Linked DNA regions of Homo sapiens: region 2 is linked to region 1. The links are chromatin loops, found by intact Hi-C in ENCODE. Cell type or tissue: GM12878. All regions are shown on one strand. Links, peaks and the distances in the headings refer to the core of each region. The heading gives the core; the rest is flanking DNA. Region 1 overlaps LINC03063 (long intergenic non-protein coding RNA 3063). Region 2 overlaps PIRAT1 (PU.1 (SPI1) induced regulator of S100A8 and S100A9 alarmin transcription 1).

The links. Hi-C counts contacts between places; a loop is a spot of excess contacts. Peaks named below come from ENCODE experiments on the same cell type or tissue, not always from the same donor. Only the 100,000 strongest peaks of a DNase experiment are listed, where the experiment ranks them.
Region 2: it touches region 1 in a loop (8-fold over the local background); 1 of 110 quality-filtered maps calls a loop at or near these places.

Annotation. Positions count from the first base shown.
Region 1 is chr2:37,568,036-37,573,415 of GRCh38, forward strand. All of the region lies in intron 1 of LINC03063 (long intergenic non-protein coding RNA 3063), which reads left to right. Among named protein-coding and RNA genes, the nearest start is that of LINC03063, 8.2 kb to the left of the region's middle. RefSeq lists enhancers at 2,743-3,052, 3,153-3,212. In GM12878, for the core only: no CTCF peak of the experiment used is centred there; a DNase peak (open chromatin) is centred at 2,996; H3K4me3 peaks cover 885 bases; H3K27ac peaks cover 4,247 bases.
Region 2 is chr2:37,849,290-37,854,669 of GRCh38, forward strand. The region is part of intron 2 of PIRAT1 (PU.1 (SPI1) induced regulator of S100A8 and S100A9 alarmin transcription 1); the gene reads right to left. Among named protein-coding and RNA genes, the nearest start is that of PIRAT1, 24 kb to the right of the region's middle. RefSeq lists a silencer at 4,395-4,444. In GM12878, for the core only: a CTCF peak has its summit at 2,723; DNase peaks (open chromatin) are centred at 2,372, 2,772 and 3,267; H3K4me3 peaks cover 330 bases; H3K27ac peaks cover 2,077 bases.

The sequences.
Region 1 (5,380 bases), core at 278-5,277:
CAAAAAAAAAATTAAAGAATAAAAATGAGGAAATAGGATTTCTTTGTACTAATCTAGCTCTAAGTTTGAAACTATATCAAAATAAACACTTAACAAAAGTACCCCTATGAAGAAGATGTTATTCTCATTTTAGAGATGAAAAAACTGAGGCACAGAGAAGTTAAGTAACTTGCTTTTGGCCCCCTGATACCAAGTGGTGGAGCTCGGATTCTAGATCATGGTTCAGGGAGGTTGATAGGGAAAGAAACACAGATATAGAAATACTATTAGTTGTTCAAGGGGTTATTTTGATCTTTGTTGACAACTTCATACTACAGACCGAATATTTGTGTCACCACCCCAACCCCAAATTTACAGATTAAAATTCTCACCCCCAATATGATGGTATTTGGAGCCCTTGGAGGTGATTAGGGCATGAAGGTGAAACCCTCTTGAATGGAATTAGAGAGCCCTCACTTCTTCCACCATGTGAGAACACAGTGAGATGACGGCCATCTGTGAACTAGGAAGAAGCCCCTCATCAGATGGCAAATCCTCTGGCATCCTGATCTTGGACTTCTCAGCCTCTAGAACTGTGAGAAATATATTTGTTGTTTATAGGTAACCCAATTTACAGTATGTTGTAAAAGAAGCTCTAACAGACAAAGTCACCCCGGAAGCATAATTTTGGTCTTGTCACCAAGCTTAGCATTTGGGTGCTTGGGCAAATCTAGTGGAGAGGCAGGCAGGCTACAGGAAGTGGAAACTATGAGAGCCAGGAGGTGCCTAAGATATCATCTGATTGATTGCTCTGCGAAGTGTGGTCCTTGCACTGCTGCTGGCCCAGACACTGTTACCTTTTTTTGGCCAGATAAGTACAGAAAGTATGGGTAAGCATTTAGAATTCTTATAGAAATTTGACATTGCTGCACCTTCCAAACATCATTCTTCTGGTAATTCATTTTTTTATTGTATTTCACAAAAACACAGTCTACAATAGATTGGGGTGGGGGGAAGAAAGGAAAAATGTGTTCCTTCATTACACATTTAGTTTGAGAAGCAGTGGTCTAGTCATATTCTATTTACAGGTGAGACAACCAAGGCTTGGAGAAGTATTCTGAGAGCTGTTTCAAGGTCTCATAATTATACAGTGGGAGAAGAGGATCTAGAACTGGGTCTTCTGCTTCTAGCTCTGGTGCCTAGCAATCTTTAAGGGATGCCATTCCTACTGAGCCATCACATTCTAGGCAGCCATAAGGGCAGCCTAGGATCCATCTCTCCTTTATCTGCAAGTTGCCCCTGGGTACCAAAATAGGAGCCAGAGCTCTGGCTAAAGACTGCCCATATCAGTCTTTGTTGGATTCAAGCTCTGGGGTTAGGGAGAGAGGACATCTCTCTGGGAACATTGCTGCTGACATCTCATTGTTCCCTGCCTTTACTGCTCACTTGCTAGTTATTACTTGGAAAAGATTGATCACTGGTGAGAAGAAATAGGAATTCAGGTTATTAGGAACGTTTCCCAAGGATATAGCACCTTTTTAATCCCACAGAAGTTCATAAATTTTCCAGCTGTGCCAGAGGCACATGGTTGCAGAGCGTGAAAGCCAACTGGCACTCTAAATGGAACAAGTGGAAAATTCTGCCTGTGAAAGCCAAAAGGAATTCTTCACCTTAATTAAGAAAAAGCTCTGCAATATTGAAAGTCTAGGTAGAAAAGACAAGACTTGGCATCTGACTTCTTTAAAATGAACTCTGCTTAATTAGGACTTAGTTAACATAAATTGGAAAAGATCAAGACCAAAGCCCATTGAATTGGGTCCAGTTTAGGAATTAAAACTGTACAGTTCAACTCCTGCCCTTGACAGCAGTTCTGCCTTCTTAGTTTTATAGGTAACAAACTTGATCCCCTTCCTAAGGGAATGTGCGTAAGCTATCTGCTTCTCTAGGGGAAATGAACTCTAGTGATTTTGAGAGATTACATTTAAAGGGCAATTTTCATTTACAGTTATCTGATTCAATACGTGTGGAGCTTTGCATCAACCAAGAACTTGTTTAGGGCCACTCTTGGTGTCCGGCTGCTTGCAAAAGTCAAATCAGTAAGCTATGTAGGACAAAATGTTACTCAGGTTGAATCACTTCATATTAATGAAATGTAAATAAAACCAGAGAAAGGGAAATTTTAGAAATCCAAATAAACACCCTTAATGTGATTTGTCTTCCCAAACAGTTCCCTGGATTCTCTTTTCTGTGTGGTCATGTCTCAAATGCCTTTTAGTGATAACCCTGAATACTCCACATTTCAACAAGATACAAACATTTCTCTCTTGTGTTCTTATTTGCTGTTTCTGTTAGAAACATGAAAACCACATCAACTAGATGGAAATCCTAGAGGAATTTAAGAAGAAAAGATCAATTGTTTGACAATAAACGTGGTAAATCCCATGTGATCAAATAAATGCTTATACATGAAAGCAAGAATATTGTACTTTGAACTCTTAACTATAAAGTTGGGCTAAAAATGATTGGGCAGACCTGTTGGTAGGGGAAGCTGTATTTCAACACAAAATCTAAAAAGTCTTAGATGATGAGGCAAAGATCAGTGGACATGTGAGAGCTGACATTTTCTACTACTGAGGTTGTTTTGTTCTTGGTTTAAGAAAATGGATCTGGGATAATCTAGTTTTTATGAACTCCTGCAAACGAAGCGGCTTTAGTTACGTTGCAGTTGTTGAAAAGGACTGACCCTTCCCTGTAGCTTTGATGTGCAGTGTGAATTTGGCAAAGGGAACTTAAGTTTGCCTTTCAGTGCTGAATGGCACCATTACCGAGGCTCATGTATCTGTCAGAAAAATCACTTCTCTCCTGGTAAAGCCCCTTCTGTCTCAGGATCATGTGAGATTCACCACACAACACTCACTAAACATGGTATCATTTTTACGTAATGAGGGAGTGAGAACTGGAACCTGATTTCATATTTTTTCCCACAGATTTTACTTTCTACTCTTGTCAGTCATATCTGCAAGGCTGACAGTTACCAGGGGCTGTGGCCAGGCATGAGGGAGAATGTGTCATTGCTGGCTGCGTTGGTCATAGCAACGTGTCTGCCTCAGAACAGATCCAGCATGGATGAGCAAACAGAAAAATGTGTAAGAAGGCTTGTGACTGAAACAGACCAAGGGTGAGTGCCGGGACTGTCCATCAGAAACTTTCAATGATCAGTAACAGGATATTCACACAGTCATTTTACTTTTCAATAACTTATCAAGTTGACAAGCAAATAATTAATAATGGTTTGTCACTGGTTGGCAACTTCTAAAAAAGTCTATGGCTGAGAAGGACACTCATTTCTCATAACCTCAGCCAGTACTGAATTACAATGCCAATCAGCAAATGTATCAAACGCCAGAACACTGTTAGCAGCAGCTGAGGCATCAGTATGAGTGAGACATATTTCTTATTCACAACAGAAACTCAGAGTCAGTGGAAGAAAAATATGTAAACACATTTTTCTAATGCAATAAGATGAGGGCTATAATAAATGTATGAAAAAAAGTGCTACAGGAACACAGATGGAGGGTTGATTGATTCTGCTTGGGAAAGTCTGAGAACGCATCACAGGGAAAGAGAATTTAGCTTCTTCGAAAGATGAGTAGAATTTATTAAAAAGGAGGTTATTTTAAGCAAAGAAGTGCATCATATGCGAAGGATGATGTCAAGGATGTGCTTGTCATTTTCAGGGTGTAAGCGTAGAGCAGTTTCATTGTCATTATCTCTGTGTGTTCAAGAGGTACATTCTCCCAATAAATCTAATTTTCAGGACTATTGTCTTCCTTTGGACTCAAAATCTAATTTGCAATGCAAATCTGAGCAGTGACTTCCTTGTTTCAACGGTCTCAGACTGCCCCTAGAAATGATGAATGCATGGGTCCCATAGGTGAATGCATTGGTCCACAGGCAGAGAGAATGGAGTTCCAAGTCAGTCAGGCCAAGGTTCAACACAAGGAGGTGGGAACTTCAGACTGGAAGCTGAAGCAGTTTCTATGGTCATTAGCGGCAGAGGCCAGCCCAGAAGACCAGGGAGACTTCACTCCAGTAGAGGCCAGAAGAAGATTCCCACTATCGGCTTCAGATTCCTCTTTTGTAAAATGAGCTAGTTTGACTAGATCTGTTGCTGGCAAACTTTGTTTCCTAGGCCCCAGGGTTCCATGAAGGTTCTTCTGTGGCTGGTGATGAGAAAGAGTAAGGCCAACTTGGGAAGGCTAAACCTCCTCCACCCCTTCACTTCACTAGAGTAGTCTGATTTCATTTGTTTTCATATTGGCAATCCACATAAGATAAGTTTGAAAATGGTATATTTTACAGTTCAGACAAAAAGGAAAACCTTGGAATAGAGAATTAAGTGCTGGTTCTCTGGGATTCCAAGCCTCCTTTACTTCCTCTGAAATCCCATAGTACTTGATTTATGCCTCTTTATAACACTCATTTTTACCCTGTGTTATTTTTTATGTTTCAAAGACGTGCACTTGTTTTTTCTCTTATGGATGTTTTTGCTCAATGAAGGCAAGTACATGGTGGCTAAACCTTCCCAGACACACTGGCCTTCTTCCTGTTCCTCAGATTCACTAAACTCATACTCTAGTGTCTTTGCATTTGTGATTTTTCTCTATCCAGAATATGTTTTCCCAGATCTCCATGAAATTTTCTCCTTCACCTATTTTAGGGATCTTCTCAAATGTGACCTTATCTGATGAAATTTCCTAAACACCTTACATATATATAAAATGTAATTCCTATTCTCCTTACACACTCTGTCACACACACACACACACACACACACACACACGTCTATTCTGTTTTAGTTTTTCCATAGCACTTAACATCACTTGACATATTTTATATTTCATTATTTGTTTCACGTCCGTCTCATCCACTAGAATGTAAATTCCAGGGGCCAGAGACCTTTCTGTGTTGGTCACTGATCTATCCTGGACACCTGGAACAGCGTCTGACATGGAGTTACCACCCAGTCACTGGAAGTATTTGAGACTCAGTTCCTGTCCAGCCAAGACCTCCTATTAGATAAAAATAAGATCCCTCTTGCAGTGACTGACAGTTCAGCCATGTTTTCTCATTGTCTATAACGTCCAAACCAGTGTGCCAACACAAACCACCTCCTCTAGTACAGTCTGAATAGAATTGTAAAGAGAGAGCATGGGATTTGGAGATGGAAGATTTGGATTTCAGTCTTAACCGTCATATACTAGTGGGGTGCTTTTAGGCAAGTGACTTAATCTCTCCAAGCTTTAATTTCCCCACCTGTAAAAATGAGGTAATAATTGACCTGTCATATAAGGTTGCTATGAGGATTATCACAAGTAAAATGTGTGAAAAGCGGTTTGCA
Region 2 (5,380 bases), core at 331-5,330, 280 kb after region 1:
GCTTTATGAACAGTGTGGTGTTTGAGTTCTGTGTGTTGGATACAGTCAGGTCAACATAGCTTCAAGTCCTGGCAGCTTCACTCCTTCTGCAGTCTTGTACAGATCTCTGCTCTTACTGCAAGCCCACACTTCATAGGCATACGAAAATAATATACCCACTGGAGCCATCTACCATGAGTAGAAGTAGGATATGGCCAAGCTTTCATTCACTTGAGGAAGTGATTAGTACATGTTTCCCAGGCAAAACTCATAGTATTTGTTTCAGAAATTTAGATATTTTAACTTCACATCCTTCATACCCACCCCTTTTGGTTTCTTCTACCTAAATTTTGTGCAAAGACTTAAAAAATATCCACCCACCTCACCCCCATCCCCACACTCCCTTGTACTCTTTTTCTTGGCTTGGAAATTTAATTTTTTTTCAAAGCATGCTCCACTCTAAAATATAGTACATAGCGGAGATGGCGCTACGTAGAGAAAAGGTCATGGGCTTTGGGGCCACATAGCCTGGATTTAAATCCTGGCTTTGCCACCTACTTTCTAGAACATAAGAATGTGAGGTACAGATTGGGGAGCCCCCTTCCCTCCACCAATCCAACCCAATGCAAGGTTGGAAAGATTGCTCATAGCTAAGAACAGAAGGTGCCACACCGTGCCACAGAGTTTCTAAGAGGGAGTGAACCAACAGCACCTTTATGATGACTTCTCTCTCGTCTTTATTAAGGAAATGAGAGAAAAGAATAGAAAGTTCCCTTCCTGTGCAATCAGTGACTCCTGACTTGCCCCACCCCACCCCACCACCACCACCACTTCCCTCAACCTCCCATCTTAGTCAGGTCCTGGCTCAGCTGAGCACTAAACCACTGAACTGACAGATAGCCTGATGATGCAAGGGTATGGGAGAAAGTGGAGCAGAAAGGGTGAATGGGAGGTTGAGGGGTCAGGGAAGACAGCTTGGCTTCTTACCACTCAATGGAGGAACAAAGATAGAAACTTTCTCCATGTAGGTCAATCAAGAAAATAGTGTAGAAAGTAGCTGAGACCTAGGCCATCATGATATGGTCACTCCAAAACCCATCCATCAAGGATGGTGAAAAGAGACGGTGGTGAAATGGACTGAGGGGCGGACTTCACATGTGCAGTGAGGGTGGACAGGTGCTTCAGTGAGTTCCCTCCTTCACCACTACCAGCCAAAGAACCAATCCACGAACCCAGAGGAAAGCCCACCTATGCAACCAAGAGGTAGCACATTTTCTGTGGGTCAAACAACAGAAGAGGAGACTGAGCCAAGACAATCTGCCCACCACTGACAAACAGGCAAACACACAGGTAACTCCTTCCTCTATCACCTGCCCCAGGCACCAACATCAGTGTTGCTAGGCCTAAGACATAGATAGGATGGAGAGAGATGAGACCAACACTGTAACAATCAGACAAGACTACAAATCACTGAGTCATGCTAAATGTATTTGATGCACTGAGATACCTTTTTATTTATTTTATTTTATTTTTTATTTATTTATTTAATTTTTGAGACAGAGTCTTGCTCTGTTGCCCAGGCTGGAGTGCAGTGGCGCAATCTTAGCTCACTGCAATCGCCGCCTCCTGGGTTCAAGCAATTCTCCTGCCTCAGCATTCCAAGTAGCTGGATTACAGGCAACTGCCACCACGTCTGGCTAATTTTTGTATTTTTATTAGAGATGGGGTTCCACCATGTTGGCCAGGCTTGTCTTCAGCTCCTGACCTAAAATGACCCACCCCCCTCGGCCTCCCAAAGTGCTGGGATTACAGGCGTGAGCCACTGCGCCTGAGATACTGTTAAAACTCAGTTTTACATTTTCCCCTCCAGCTAGTGTGTCTAAGGTAGACACTGGTCAAAACTGTTGATATTCATTATTTGGAAATATAAAAGCAGTCGGTGCTTGTCTTTTCCTGATGTGGCGCATTTCTCAACCAAGCCTGCCTGTTATACTCTCTGTACAACCCTGGCCAAATTCTTTAACCTCCTGAACTGCCTTCCTATTCTGAAGATCAACCCATCTCACAGCACTGCAGGTTAAGAAAGCTCCTGCACAAAACCCTTAAATGTTAGTTCCCTGGCACCGAGAAGTAGGTGGGAAGTTGGCTTAGCCAGAGAAGTAGTAAATTATCTATTCTACCCTTTTGTAGACATTAACTACATTGCTAGAGAAAGAGAACATGCCCTCTTGTTCTTTTTCCTCCTACCGGTCACAGCTTAAATGTCACTTTCTCAGGGAGGTCTGTCTTGGCCACCCTACCCAAAGAAGGTGGTGTCCTGTTTTATTCTTTAGTACATTTCCTGTTATTTCCTCCGCAGTCCTAATCAGGACGTGAGCTTAGTAATTAACTTACTTGTCAAGTTGTTTCTTATCTCCATGCTGCCCCTGTTACATTACCCGAGGTCAGGCCCCTCTCTGTTTTCTCCCTCTTGTATTTCCAGTGCCTTTAAATTTGTACCACTTAAATGTGGTAAATCTTGTTCCTGAAGGTTCCAGGGCCTTGACTTGCATGTTCTTTTCCCTTATTTAAAGAATCTGAAATAAATTATCTACTTAGTTTGGTCCTTCCTGTGGCTGTTTGCTTGCTTTGGCAGAGTGAAAGTGAAATGTATTTTAATTTTTTTTTAACTTTACAGAAGCCATTAATATAAACCACAGAAATGGTGAGTTTCAATACCTGAAGTTCTGTGAATAATTACTGGGTGGAGCTATTCACACAGGCAATTTTCTGCTTTCCCCATGAGATAAAACCCCAAAAATGTGTTACTATAGCAGCCTGTTTCCTTACTGAGACAGAAACAAAGCAACCTATGAATTAACGTCAACCATTCCCCTGTACTGTGTATCCTCCCAGTTCTTAGTCTCAATGTGCCAGCAGATACACCAAATGTTGGGTTAGTGAAATGTCTGACACCTACACATGTGGAATAAAACGTGCATGTACACAAACTATAATTTAGCAGTATCAGTAGTAACTGCAAACTGAAAAAACAAAAAGGAAGTTGCATTTAAACATAGTGGTGGGCAGTCACCTCAACAGCATTGGGAAAGGGCTGTGCCCTAATTTGGGAAAATTTTCTCATTTTCCTGTTGACTTTGGCCCAGCAAAACGAATGGATTCCATTGGGATGCTCCCTGGTGAAAATCCTACCATCCTGAGCAAATTCAATGGCCAGCTCATGTCCAGTTCCTGTCATTAGTCAGGTTTCACATGAACAAGTGTGGTTTTCCAGAGCTAAGTACTTTCCACAGACAAAGCACCATAAAGCCACTTCTGTGACAGTGAAGTGAAGGCAGTGACATGTGGAACCCTTGTGGAATCTAGAGAAAGGGCTCAGAAAGCCCCCTATGCACCCATGGCTGGGCTCCCAAGAGGCCCCATCTAGTCCAAGATGGTTTCTCAGAAGCACTGAATCCAGAAGGCCATTTAGTAAGCAAAGTCATTTCTCATGGCATTGGTCCCTTTAGAAGCATCCTCCAGGTATGTCCAATGGGAGAGGACATGGTGGGACTGACTTAGAGAGACCCAAGTAGAAACTGCCTTTGGGCGGGGTCCAGTGGCTCCAGCCTGTAATCCCAACACTTTGGGAGGCCAAGGTGGGAGGATCACTTAGGCCCAAGAGTTCAAGGCCAGCCTGGCCAACATAGTGAGAACTTGTCTCTACAAAAATTTTTTTAAAAAGTTAGCCAGGTGTGGTGGCACATGTCTGTGACCCCAGCCACTCAGGAGGCTGAGGCAGGAGGATCGCTTGAGCCCAGGAGGTCGAGGCTACAGTGATCTGAGATCATGCCACTGCCCTTCAGCCTGGGTGACAGAGCGAGACCTCCATCTCTAAAACGCAAACAAACAGACAAACAAAAAACCCAAACCTGCCTCTGAAGAGCAGATCTTTGCTCCTCAAAGTGAGCCAGGACCCACAGCATTACATTTCTGATGCAAAGCCGCAGGCCCACGCCAGACCTGCCGACTGAGAAACTGCATGTTCACAAAAACCCACAAGAGTCATGAGCCTAGTGAAAGATGAGGCACACTTGCTGATTTTGTAGATGCTCAAAATAAACTTTGTAGAAAAATAGGCCTGGCAAATATGAGCTCATGGAGGAGAGGAATGGTGCTTTACTCTTTTTTTTTTTTTTTTTTTTGAGAGGAGTCTCCCTCTGTTGCCCAGGCTGGAGTGCAGTGGCGCAATCTTGGCTCACTGCAAGCTCCGCCTCCTGGGTTCACGCCATTCTCCTGCCTCAGCCTCCTGAGTAGCTGGGACTACAGGTGCCTGCCACCACGCCTGGCTAATTTTTTCTATTTTTAGTAGAGATGGGGTTTCACCATGTTAACCAGGATAGTCTCGGTCTTCTGATCTCGTTATCAGCCCGCCTCTGCCTCCCAAAGTGCTGGGAGTACAGGCATGAGCCACCGCGCCCGGCCACTTTACTCATTTTTTAACTACCAGTGCCTGTAGAAAACTAAGCATATGAAATATGAGTTGAACAAATGAGTGGATAAAGTGAGGGATTACTGCACTGTGTGGACACTGTCCTGGGCCACACAGAGCCCCTTTTAGCCATTCATCTCATCTACCATCTCCGACTCCCCATGTCCCGTGACACAGGATATCCAAGGCCTGGGTTTTGAGTCCTGGTTCTACTTCTTCCAACATTGGGCAGGCCACCCTTGCTCTACACCTCAGTTTCCCCAGCTGGAGGTAAAATATAATAAAAACAAAACCAAACACTAGATTGGTGCAGGGCTATGATGGGCTAGCCATCCCGGCCCAGAGTGGGATCATTGTGAAGAGCTCCAGGACTGAGCCTGGGTGGTCTGTTGAGGCCATCGTGGGTTTGCATGCAGCTCAACTTCCTCCTCTGGCCACTCCCGCTTGCTTTCCCTCCCTTCAACAGGTGTTGATCAAAACATAATATAAAAGAAAACCTCCCCCCAAAACATCCTGGATGCTAAACTTCATCTCAGAGGCTGCTTCACTGGGAGCACTGCCCATAGCACTTGTGAAAGGAAAGCTGGTCCTCACCTAAGATCTAAGATTGTTTTGTGGGAATTTACTGAGCAGCTTCTGGGTTGAGGGAAATCAGAAATGAATATTAAGCTGGTCCTCACCTAAGATCTAAGGTGGTTTTGTGGGAATTTACTGAGCAGCTTCTGGGTTGAGGAAAATTAGAAATGAATATTCTTCAGGTATTTCTCATGTGGCTGGAAACTGAATACTACAACTGAATTATCCTGTAGCTTTATTAAGTTTATACCAGATTCTCCCATATGATGATACTACTAGAACTTAATACCTTACTATTATGGTAGATAATTTTGTTTTTACTAGTTTGGTGTTTTTTGCTGTTATATTTTATTT